2 separate regions of the Homo sapiens genome follow, and region 1 is linked to region 2. The links are chromatin contacts, found by Hi-C or POLR2A ChIA-PET in ENCODE. All regions are on one chromosome and are shown on one strand. Each heading gives the region's core, a stretch centred on a gene start or an enhancer-like site at or near the end of the contact. The rest is flanking DNA. Distances are from core to core; before and after follow the strand shown.

Evidence for each region. Hi-C counts contacts between places; a loop is a spot of excess contacts on that map. ChIA-PET counts read pairs that join two places held with the same protein, here RNA polymerase II (POLR2A).
Region 1: POLR2A ChIA-PET joins it to region 2 with 10 read pairs in IMR-90. The contact joins two enhancer-like sites. A Hi-C loop is called at or near these places in 1 of 168 maps with a recorded cell type or tissue (heart right ventricle). POLR2A ChIA-PET finds 5 or more read pairs at or near these places in 3 of 52 experiments (H1, IMR-90 and activated CD8-positive, alpha-beta memory T cell).

The regions. Positions count from the first base shown.
Region 1 is chr7:2,034,041-2,039,292 of GRCh38, reverse strand. The region is part of intron 12 of MAD1L1 (mitotic arrest deficient 1 like 1); the gene reads left to right. Among named protein-coding and RNA genes, the nearest start is that of SNORA114, 52 kb to the left of the region's middle. Within about 2 kb of position 1,297, at least 13 of the 41 ENCODE cell types and tissues checked have a DNase peak (open chromatin) inside an H3K27ac peak, as active enhancers do.
Region 2 is chr7:1,879,795-1,885,480 of GRCh38, reverse strand. The region is part of intron 18 of MAD1L1 (mitotic arrest deficient 1 like 1); the gene reads left to right. Among named protein-coding and RNA genes, the nearest start is that of MIR4655, 38 kb to the right of the region's middle. RefSeq lists an enhancer at 1,318-2,107. Within about 2 kb of position 2,125, at least 3 of the 41 ENCODE cell types and tissues checked have a DNase peak (open chromatin) inside an H3K27ac peak, as active enhancers do.

The DNA of each region.
Region 1 (5,252 bases), core at 48-2,547, 150 kb before region 2:
CTGGAAAGAATTCTGATGTCCTTCGGTGGTGATGGTTAAACAACGGTAGTGCCTCCGTCACACAGAGTAATACTCAGGACTAAGAAGGAATTCACTGTGGATAAACATACTTGAATAGATCTCCAGGGAGTTTAGCGGAGCGAAGAGCCCAGTCCCTGAAGGTCGTGTGCTGCATGATCCCATTTGCATGACGTTATTAAAAGGCTGAAGTGATAGACAGCCTGTGGATGGCTGCCGTGAGTTACGGAGACGCACAGGAGGAATCGTGGCTGTGAACGGACAACCCGAGGGGTTTTTGTGGTGATGAAATGTGCTGTATCTTGACTGTATCATTGTCGGCATACGGGTTGTGATACTGTGCTGTAGTTGTGCCAGATGTTGCTATTGGGAGGAACTGGATGAATGCTACTTGTGATCTCTGTATTATTTTTTATAGCTCCAAGTGAATCTGTAATTGGATCAAAATAAAAAGCTTAGATCAGGCACAGTAGCTGATGCATGGAATCCCAGCACTTTGAGAGGTCGAGGTGGGCGGATCACTTGAGGTCAGCAGGAGTTCGAGACCATCCTGGCCAGCATGGTGAAACCCTGTCTCTACTAAAAATACAAAAAATTAGTGAGGCGTGGTGGCACACACTTGTAATCCCGGCTACTTGGGAGGCTGAGGCAGGAGAATTGCTTGAACCCAGAAGGCGGAGGTTGCAGTGAGCCAAGATTGTGCCACCGTGCTCCAGCCTGGGTGACAGAATGAGTGAGACTGTGTCTCAAAAAAAAAAAAAAAAAAAAAAAAAAAAGTCATCAGCTTCATTATCTCCTAACAGCATCAGCTTGTCCTCTGAAACTTTGAAGGCAGGGATCGACTTCTCCTCTGTAACTGTAAAAGCCCTAGACGGCATCTTCCAGCAGAAGGCTGTTTTATGTGCACTGCAAATCTGGTGTTTAGTGTGGCCACCTTCATTGGTGCTCTTAGCTGGATCTTCTGGAGAACTTGCTGCAGCTTCTCCGTCAGCACTTGCGGCTTCACCTTGTACTTTTATGTGATGGGGACTGCCTCTTAATGTAAACCTCATGAACCCACCTCTGCTAGCTTCAGACTTGAATTCTGCAGCTTTCCCACCTCTCTCAGCCTCGTGGAACTTGCTCTGACTTAAGGGAATGTTGGGGCTGGTTTGATCTATCCAGACCACTCAGACTTCTCCGTATCAGCAATAAGACAGTTTCACTTTCTTATCGTTGGTGTGTTCAGTGGAGCAGCACTTTTAATTTCCTCCAAGAACTTTCCCTTTGCATTCACAACTTGGCGAGCTGTTTGGCACGAGAGGCCTGGCTTTCGGCTTATCTTTGCTTTTGGCACGCCTTCCTCACTAAGCTTAATCCTTTCTAGCTTTTGGTTTAAAGGAGAGACATGCGACTCTTCCTTTCTCTTGAATGCTTAGAGGCTGTTGTAGGGTTATTAATTGGCCTGATTTTAATACTGTTGTGTCGCCCAGGGAATAGAGAGGCCCAAGGAGAGGGAGGGAGGGAGATGGCTGGTCAGTGAAGCAGCCAGACACAAGCAGCGTTGGTCGGTGAAGCTTTTGCCGTCTGAGGAGCATAGTGTGTGGCGTCCCAGAATCAATGACAGCAGTAAGATCGGAGACCGCCGATCACAGACCACAACAGACATAACAGTGATGCAATGTCGGAAGTACAGTCAGGACGTGGCGCCCCAGAATCAATGACAGTAGTAAGATCAGAGACCACCCATTACAGACCACAACAGATATAATAGTGATACAATGTCTGAAACGCCATGAGGATTACCAGATGTGACAGAGCCGTGTAGGGAGCACATGCTGTTGGGAACATGGTGCCTCGCCGAAGGCAGGACGGCCACAAGCCTTCCATTTGTAAGAAGCACAGTATCTGTGTAGTCCAGGAGAGCAAGGCGTGCCTGGGTCCATGCTGGCTCCTTATTGTGGCCAGCACACTGTGCTCGTGTAAGATGTTAACAGTGGGGCACCTGGGTGTGGAATATGTGAAAAGTCTCTACCATCTTCTCCATTCTTCTAAATCTAAACCCGTTCTAAAAAAAAAAAAAAAAAAGAAGAGTCTATTAAGAAGACAAAGAAGGAGCCGAAATTTCCACGTGGCAGAAGGCACTGGAACCGGTGAGATCTGATGTGTACCTGGGCCTGATCCACGTTTGCTGCATGGCTGGACACCTTCGTGGGCGCGTGGAAGCTCATGCTGTGGGGGGAGCTGTGGGAGGAGCATGCGGCAGGTGGAGGTCTTCTGCGCGTGGGTGGGCACGCGGAAGCTCGTGCTGTGGGGGGAGCTGTGGGAGGAGTGCTGGAGGAGCCCTGGGAGGAGTGTTCAGGAGGCGGAGCGTGCCTCGTGCGCGTTGGTGGGTATGAGTGGCGTTGGTGGGATCTAGCTGACCACCTCCCACCTGGTTGGTCTGCATCTGTAGACAGCTTAGTTCTTAGGATTCTAGGTACCCAGTGTCATTTCCGACACCTGCTTGGGCTCCCTGTACTGCCAGGGCTGTTGAGTCTTTACAGCACCTCTGATCAGGAGCCCTGGCCTTGGGGAGGTGGGACAGGCACACGTCTGGGTTGCTGGGTTGCCTTTAGGGGTAAGCTCTTCCTTTTGTCTTCTGTTCAAAAGAGGGCCCACAGTGGATTCAGGCCTCTGATTTACCACTGCCTGGAGCTTGGGGAATGCTCTCCAGTGACAACCTGGGCTTCCGTGGGATTTAATTTTGATATATTGGCCTTTGTGTGTAGGAAGAGTCCAAACTCACGACCGGATGGATTGTCCTCCTCAGACTAGACACTTCATCCAGAGAGGACTCTGAGCCAACCCTAAGGGATTCAGGCTGGAGCTCTGGTTCCCCGCACGGAGGTGGCGCAGGAATGCATCGTCCTCCCCTGTCCTGACTTGTCAGCGCTCCTGCGCTCATGCCTGGGAGCCTGGACCCCAGCTCTGTCCCGACTTGTCAGTGCTCCCGCGCTCATGCCTGGGAGCCTGGACCCCAGCTCTGTCCCGACTTGTCAGTGCTCCCGCGCTCATGCCTGGGAGCCTGGACCCCAGCTCTGTCCCGACTTGTCAGTGCTCCCGCGCTCATGCCTGGGAGCCTGGACCCCAGCTCTGTCCCCACTTGTCAGTGCTCCCGCGCTCATGCCTGGGAGCCTGGACCCCAGCTCTGTCCCAACTTGTCAGTGCTCCCGCGCTCATGCCTGGGAGCCTGGACCCCAGCTCTGTCCCGACTTGTCAGTGCTCCCGCGCTCATGCCTGGGAGCCTGGACCCCAGCTCTGTCCCGACTTGTCAGTGCTCCCGCGCTCATGCCTGGGAGCCTGGACCCCAGCTCTGTCCCGACTTGTCAGTGCTCCCGCGCTCATGCCTGGGAGCCTGGACCCCAGCTCTGTCCCGACTTGTCAGTGCTCCCGCGCTCATGCCTGGGAGCCTGGACCCCAGCTCTGTCCCGACTTGTCAGTGCTCCCGCGCTCATGCCTGGGAGCCTGGACCCCAGCTCTGTCCCGACTTGTCAGTGCTCCCGCGCTCATGCCTGGGAGCCTGGACCCCAGCTCTGTCCCGACTTGTCAGTGCTCCCGCGCTCATGCCTGGGAGCCTGGACCCCAGCTCTGTCCCCACTTGTCAGTGCTCCCGCGCTCATGCCTGGGAGCCTGGACCCCAGCTCTGTCCCGACTTGTCAGTGCTCCCGCGCTCATGCCTGGGAGCCTGGACCCCAGCTCTGTCCCGACTTGTCAGTGCTCCCGCGCTCATGCCTGGGAGCCTGGACCCCAGCTCTGTCCCGACTTGTCAGTGCTCCCGCGCTCATGCCTGGGAGCCTGGACCCCAGCTCTGTCCCGACTTGTCAGTGCTCCCGCGCTCATGCCTGGGAGCCTGGACCCCAGCTCTGTCCCGACTTGTCAGTGCTCCCGCGCTCATGCCTGGGAGCCTGGACCCCAGCTCTGTCCCGACTTGTCAGTGCTCCTGCGCTCATGCCTGGGAGCCTGGACCCCAGCTCTGTCCCGACTTGTCAGCGCTCCCGCGCTCATGCCTGGGAGCCTGGACTCCGGTTTACATTTCTCAGCGTGTCCTTGGGCTGTGTGTGGTCTGCGTGTCCCTGGGGTTGTCTGTGGGGTCATGTGGCCCCTCTGGGCTGCCTGGTTTCCTTTTCTCCCACATCGTGTCTGGCATTTCTTTATTCAGAAATGAGGCATCTGTTGTTGGCTTCCCTGTGGAGTTTGTGTCCCTCCCTGAGCTCCCGCCTCTGTGGGGCCAGCCCCAGTGTGGACTTGTGGCCCCCTGTGCTGCTGGGCCTCAGGTTTGGGTCTGCGGAGTACATGGGTGTGAGTGCTCTGACCACTGGACTCTTAAAACATGCAGCCCTCTTTGACTGTGACACTGGACATGTGCAAAGCTTGGGGACTGATCAAAAAGTATAAAGAGGCCATTGAAAAAGACCTTGACTCCTGCACCCAGAGGTAGCACCAAGAACATGGCATGCATTTCATCTCCACGTCTCCCTTCTCTCCTTTCCTCCCCTGTTCATTCATTCAGCCAATCTATCAGCCAACCAGTAAGCACTCACGGACACCCACGTGCGCAGGTGCCATGGAGGCAGCCGAGTGTGGGGACTGCTGTGGCAGAGCTGGCAGCCTTGTGTGCTTCCTGCACTTGTGACATTTTATTGCAGCCAGTGCCTGTGCCATTAAGCATTCCTTGAAAATAAAATCTTTTTTGGCTGTACGATGTTTCTTCGTGTAGACATACCAAAAGTAAACTCTTGGCCGGCTGCGGTGGCTCATGCCTGTAATCCTAGCACTTTGGGAGGCTGAGACGGGTGGATTGCCTGAGCTCAGGAGTTCGGACCAGCCTGGGCAACACGGTGAAACCCCGTCTCTACTAAAATACAAAAAATTAGCTGGGCGTGGTGGTGTGTGCCTGTAGTCCCACCTACTCAGGAGGCTGAGGCAGGAGAATCGCTTGAACCCGGGAGACAAAGGTTGCTGTGAGCCTAGATCACACCATTGCACTCCAGCCTGGGCGACAGCGAGACTCCGTCTCCAAAAAAAAAAAAAAGGAGACTCTTTATTGGAAATTTAGCTTTGTTTTTAATTTTTTCATGATTATTGCTAATGTGTGCAACATCCTTGGACTCAGTGCTTTCCCCATATCTGATTCATTTGTTATTTATTTATTTGTTTAGACACAGGGTCTTGCTCTGTCGCCCAGGCTGCAATGTGGTGGCGCCATCTTGGCT
Region 2 (5,686 bases), core at 876-3,375:
AGCCCAGCCCCCTGGACTTCTCTCCTGTCTGAGTGCACTGGCCTCTGCCTGGTGCTCACTGCTGTGAGTTTGAGCTTCAAAGCCCTCGTTAAGCCCTCTCCATCTTTCTCTAGGCAGAGCTGGGACACAGGGTTTTTGGGGATAGACCGAGAACAAAGGACCCGCGAGAGGGACGCTGTGGTGTGGGCAGAGGGCATGTGAGAGGCAGCCCTTCGTGGAGCTCTGGGCAGGGAGTGGTTCCTGAGACCAGTTCCTTGAAAGTAGTGTCTGTGTGTGGGGGCGTCCATGCAGGAGCCCGGAGCCATCTCTGAGGCTGGAGCAGCGAGGTCCTTTCTCTTCCCCTGTCCTGCTATGACTCTACCACAGGGCCTCTGCTCCTGGGTCCCCGCCTTGGGTCCAGTGGTGATGACTAAGTACTTAGGTTGTTGGAGAAGTGTGCTCACCATTCACATGTATGGGTTTTGACCAACACGGGTAACTTCATGCACAGTGATCCCCGATTCTAAAGCTGAGATGAACTTTGCCTATTCCCGGAGGGCGACGTGAGGGGTGCGCACCACCACACTGTGTCCCCAGAGCAGCTGCCCCAAGCTGCAGAATGCCCTCTGCCCCCTTGCCCCACGGCCTGCCCCGCCTGCGTCTGAGGGCGCTGTGGCCTCCCTGCTGTGGCTCAGGCTGCCCCCAGGGCTCTGACCTGTGGGACAGCAGACAGGAGGCCTGGGCTGGGGGCCTCAGGGCGCAGGCGTGGTCCGCTCCACACAGTCTTCCCATGTGGGACCAGGGGTTCTCCTCCGCCCACTCAGACAACTCCCCTGCTGCCCAGCCCCTCTCGGGCTGTCTCACCAGGCCACTCTCGGTCGTCTCTTAGACCTGGTGACATTTTGGAACAGAAATAAAGTTCGGCAGTGATTGGGCTGAGAGGCAGGAAGATGCAATGGGAGTTTGGGCTGAGGGAAGGTCAGCAGGACGGCCTCAGGGCCTCCATGTGGTGGGGAATCCCGGCTAGGCCCCTGACCCAACGTTGCTCCTCAAGAGCATTGAGGCCTGGAACTCAGCCAGAGGCGCTGAGGCTGCAGGAGTCCAGGGCTCACCTCAGGCTTCCCAAGCCAGAGGCAGGGGAGCTGGTGGCTGCCCGGACATGTGGGTCGGTGGCTAGGGGTGCACTGGTGGATGGCCAGAGATCCATGGGTGGGTGGCCAGGGGCATGCTCTTGGGCGCCCAGGTGTGAGGGTGGGTGGCCACGTCTCTTCAGCCAGGGCAGCTGCGAGCAGGGCTGTGCCACCAAACACCGTGCATGCCTCGGCTGCGTCCCTCCTGGCCACTGGCCCTGCCCCAAGTGGAGACTGGCCCAGCCGCCAACTCTGGCTTGCGGTCCCAGTGCTGCCTCCTGTTGGCCACATGCTCTCTCGAATGAGCTGCTCGCTCTGGCGTGGTTGTGAGGATGGAGCGGTCAGATGCTGGGGAGTCCCCAGCTGGCTCTGCACTGTGCAGCGCGGGGCCTGCGGTTCCTCCTCCAGGCTTCCTTCAGCTGCACGCGATTCCCCTGGCCCGGGTATCCAGGAGGCTCCCTGGCCTGACCGTGTGTCAGGGTCTGCAGGTCAGAGTCAGCTTCGCTCGAGGCTCCTGCTCCGGTCGAGTCCTGGAACTCGGAGCTGGGAGTTGGCATCTGGTTTGAAGCTGTCTGGGTAATAGAGACACATGGTGCCTTCCTTTTAATACGGCCTGGGGCACACAGACTGCCCTCTGAGCCTGGACCTGCACCCTCTGCCTCGGCCTCCGTGAAATCAGGCTTTGGACCCCGCGACCCCAGCCACGGTACCCTCTTTGCCGCCCTGGACAGGGCAGAAGTGTTTTGTGTGGATTGTGCCTGAGGAGGTTGGAGACATGAGAGGTCAGGGAGTTGTCCGTCCCCTGGTGCTGAAGCTGAAGTCAGCGAGGGTCTCCGGGACACTGGAGCTTGGCCTTCAGGCAGCAGCCAGTGGGGAGCTGGGCTGATTCCCATGGAAATGGGCATCCTGCGGGCATGGGCAGCCCTCCCCATGACTCATGGCCCCAGGCATTCAGAAGAGACTGCTGCCTCTGGAAAGGGAGCTCATCCCCGGGGCCGTTTGTGAGTCACAGTTTGGTGTTAAGGAGCTCCTACATACCAGGGGTCATTTGTGAATTAGGATTCGGGTGTTAAGGAGCTCATGGTGGGGGAAGGGGTGGACATTTGTGATTCACAGTTTGGTAGTTTGGGTTCCTGGGGCCGTTTGTGGCACAAGGTTTGTTGTTAAGGAACTGGTTCCTGGAGTCGTTTGTGACACGAGGTTTGGTGATAAGGAGCTGGTTCCTGGAATTGTTTGTGACACCAGGTTTGCTGTTAAAGAGCTGGTTCCTGGGGCCATTTGTGGCACGAGGTTTGGTAATAAGGAGCTGGTTCCTGGAGTCGTTTGTGACACCAGGTTTGGTGTTAAAGAGCTGGTTCCTGGGGCCGTTTGTGGCACGAGGTTTGGTGATAAGGAGCTGGTTCCTGGAGTCGTTTGTGACACCAGGTTTGGTGTTAAAGAGCTGGTTCCTGGGGCCGTTTGTGGTGCAGGGTTTGGTGTTTCTCAAGACTTCAGTTCTCTACATTTCTAAAGGAGCAAAACTGCCAGTGCCTTCTCACCTCAGCACCGACCCAGGATCAGAGTCACGGCCGCCCTGGTGATGGAGGGCAGGCCTGGGTGTGGACCCCAGCGGTGGGAAGGGGGGCGAGGGGCCATGCAGCGGGCCTGTGGCAGGGCAGTGGCTGGAGCCCATGTCATGCCCACCCAGCAGCCTTCTTGCTCCCTGTGCAGGTGTGTGGCATCCTCAGAGGTGCTCACGCTCCAGGCCTGGCTGAGGAAAGGAGGTGAGCAGGACCCTGTGGCCACGGGTGTTGCTGATAGGAAGTAGTTAACTGACAAGGCCACCCCAGCAGTCCCTGGGAGACTCCAGCCAGAGCAACGTCAAACACGGCCCGCGCGCCCCTCACCCCTTCCCTCCCTCCCTGACAGGCAGGCAAGGCCATTCACAGTCTCTTCTGAAGCCTTCCCATCTCCCGCTGGAGCAATGAGGTCTACACAGACAGCTTAATTTGAATTTGCCTCTCTGGGTCCCCTGAATTGAGAGTGGAGTTGCTTTCAACGCATGCTGACTTCACGTCCCATCTTGTTGCTTCAGCTGTGGTTCAGGATGTCCAAGCACTATGTTCGCGTGTGCTAACATCTCCCAGGTGCCCTCTGCCCGGCACACTCGCCTCCCGAGGCACCCCGGGGTGTGGGCATCCAGCCCAGGGTGGGGTACTTGCAGTAAGGTGAGCTTTGCCCTCCCAAGGCTGCCCCTCCTCATCTCGTGCCCTGGCCCCAGCCACAGACCTTCCTGGTGGATGTGCATGGTGAACGGTGTCTGCCCACCGCCAGGTTCAAGCAGGCGGAGGCTCAGAGTGATTCTCGGTCCCTTAGAGAGGGTGTGGGGGAGGTCGCCAGCTGTGGGGCCCAAGGACACGGGCAAGCCTGTGGCTCAGATCACCCTTCTACCGTGGCACCAGCCACACAGGACTGCTGACCAAAATCACAGCGTTCCTCATATCCGCATAGAGAATTCCTCATGGCTTAATGAAGTATGTAGGAGAAGATGCCAGTGGCTCATCACCCGTCACCTGGAGTGAGGGGGCACCATGGGCCTCGGGTCGTGTCTGCTGCCTTCCCACCACCTCTGCCTCCCCACATCTTCATGTCTGTTTCCTGGTGAAGTCGGGTCTGTGACAGATCGTTTTGTTTCCTGCTCTGTCCCTTCGACACTATATCGTGAGCATTTTACGCTCAATTAAATATTTCCTCGATGATGGTGTTTAATGGTTGCATAATGTGCTATTTCGCAGTTGTGCCATAATTTACTTAAAATATTTCCTTGTTGTAGGACATTTAGCCAGCTCCTCTTTTTATTTACTCACCTGTTGATTTATCTTTCGCTGTGTAACAAAGCATCTCAGCAATCATCTGTCCACACAGATCTTTCTCTGGCTACTTCTTTAGATTAGGGTCCTCGTAGATTGATTATTAGTTTGGATAAAATTAATTAATTGGATAAATTATTAACCCATTTATGCTGGAGGTTGCAAATTTTTTTGTGAAAAATCAGACCTTGGCGATGACCTTGAACACCAGGATATAAATAACTCCCACAAGCTTAGTGTTCCAATAATGGAACACTAGGCATAAATGGGTTAATTCAAATGCGTGACCATTTAAACCCATATTTGAGTTGTTTTGCATCTATTTCAGCCATGTAAGACTTCCGGGAATGAGACTTGGCTCATCTCGTGTAATTCTGAGACTGCAGAGCTGGGAGGACTTTGTCATGGCTCATAATCTTAATGAAACCCCAGGTATGTAATGGAGCAGTTCCTGTCTCCATCTTATGAAGATCAGCACACCGGGGCCCTGGTTCACCTAAGGTTCTGCAGATGGACAGGGTCTGAGCAAAGAACCAGGCATCCTGCCTAGAGAGCCCTCTGTCAGCTCAGCTCTGCAGCCCAGACTTCCCCTCCAGGCTCCAGGCTCCACTCCTAAGCTGAACCATGGGGCTGCAGTGGCCTGGGCAGGGAGCAGCGGGGAAGATGGGGCTGTTCCCAGCTCACCGTCTCTCAGTTCCATCTCTTTTCTGGATCCCAGGCTCCCCATCAGCAGTGAGATCCCTGCCTCCACAGGGTCCTGTGAGTGACTGGGACGCCCTACAGCTTGCCTGCCCTCAGGGGCCGGGTGCTTTCTGCTGACCACACCGTACTTCCTCTTGCTTTGGAAATGGCAGTGAAGATTGTATGTGAGCATCCTTCTGGGGTTTGGTGTGGGGCCCCTGAGATGGGACGCACGCAGGTTCAAGAACTACACTGTTTGCCAAATTGAGGGCCCACTGTGACTGCAGGAAGTCAGTTTGTAGTGAGCGGGGAAAGGCCAGGAGGCTCAAGGAGGGGAGGACTTTGGGGCAGCCTGGCCATGGCCCTTTGTCATCACTGTGTCGAGTGGCCTCCCTTCCTTCTGAGGCTCCAGCTTTCCTCAAGTTTGGGCTCTGCAGGGAGGTCCTAGCAGCTCCCCAGCTCCTCTAACCAGGACAGCCTCAGTTTCTGGGGGCCCTGCAGAGACATCATGACCTGGTGCAGGGCTTCCCAAAGCTGTCTGTGGCCCCATCTGCCCAGCCTGGGTCACCACAGGTAGGATCCAGGAACCCGGGTGTTGGCAGGCTCCCAGGAAACATGGATGTCATCAGCCCAGGTTTGAGGGGTGCTGATTAGGAACACTGTGAGGATACGGAAGGTGTGTCCGGTTCTCACCTGTCACTCCTGTAGGAGTTGTGGCGAGTCCTAGTTGGCCTATTCCAGCAACTCTTGTTTAAAGGAATATCCTTTCCTGATTGAATTACCTTGGTACTTTTGTTGAAAATCAGTTTGCCGGCCAGGCGAAGTGGCTCACACCTGTAATCCCAGCACTTTGGGAGGTCGAGGTGGGCGGATCACCAGGTCAGGAGATTGAGACCATCCTGGCTAACAGAGTGAAATCCCGTCTCTGCTAAAAATACGAAAAATTAGCCAGGTGTGGTGGCAGGTGCCTGTAGTCCCAGCTACTGGGGAGTCTGAGGCAGGAGAATGGCGTGAACCCGGGAGGAGGAGCTTGCAGTGAGCCGAGAT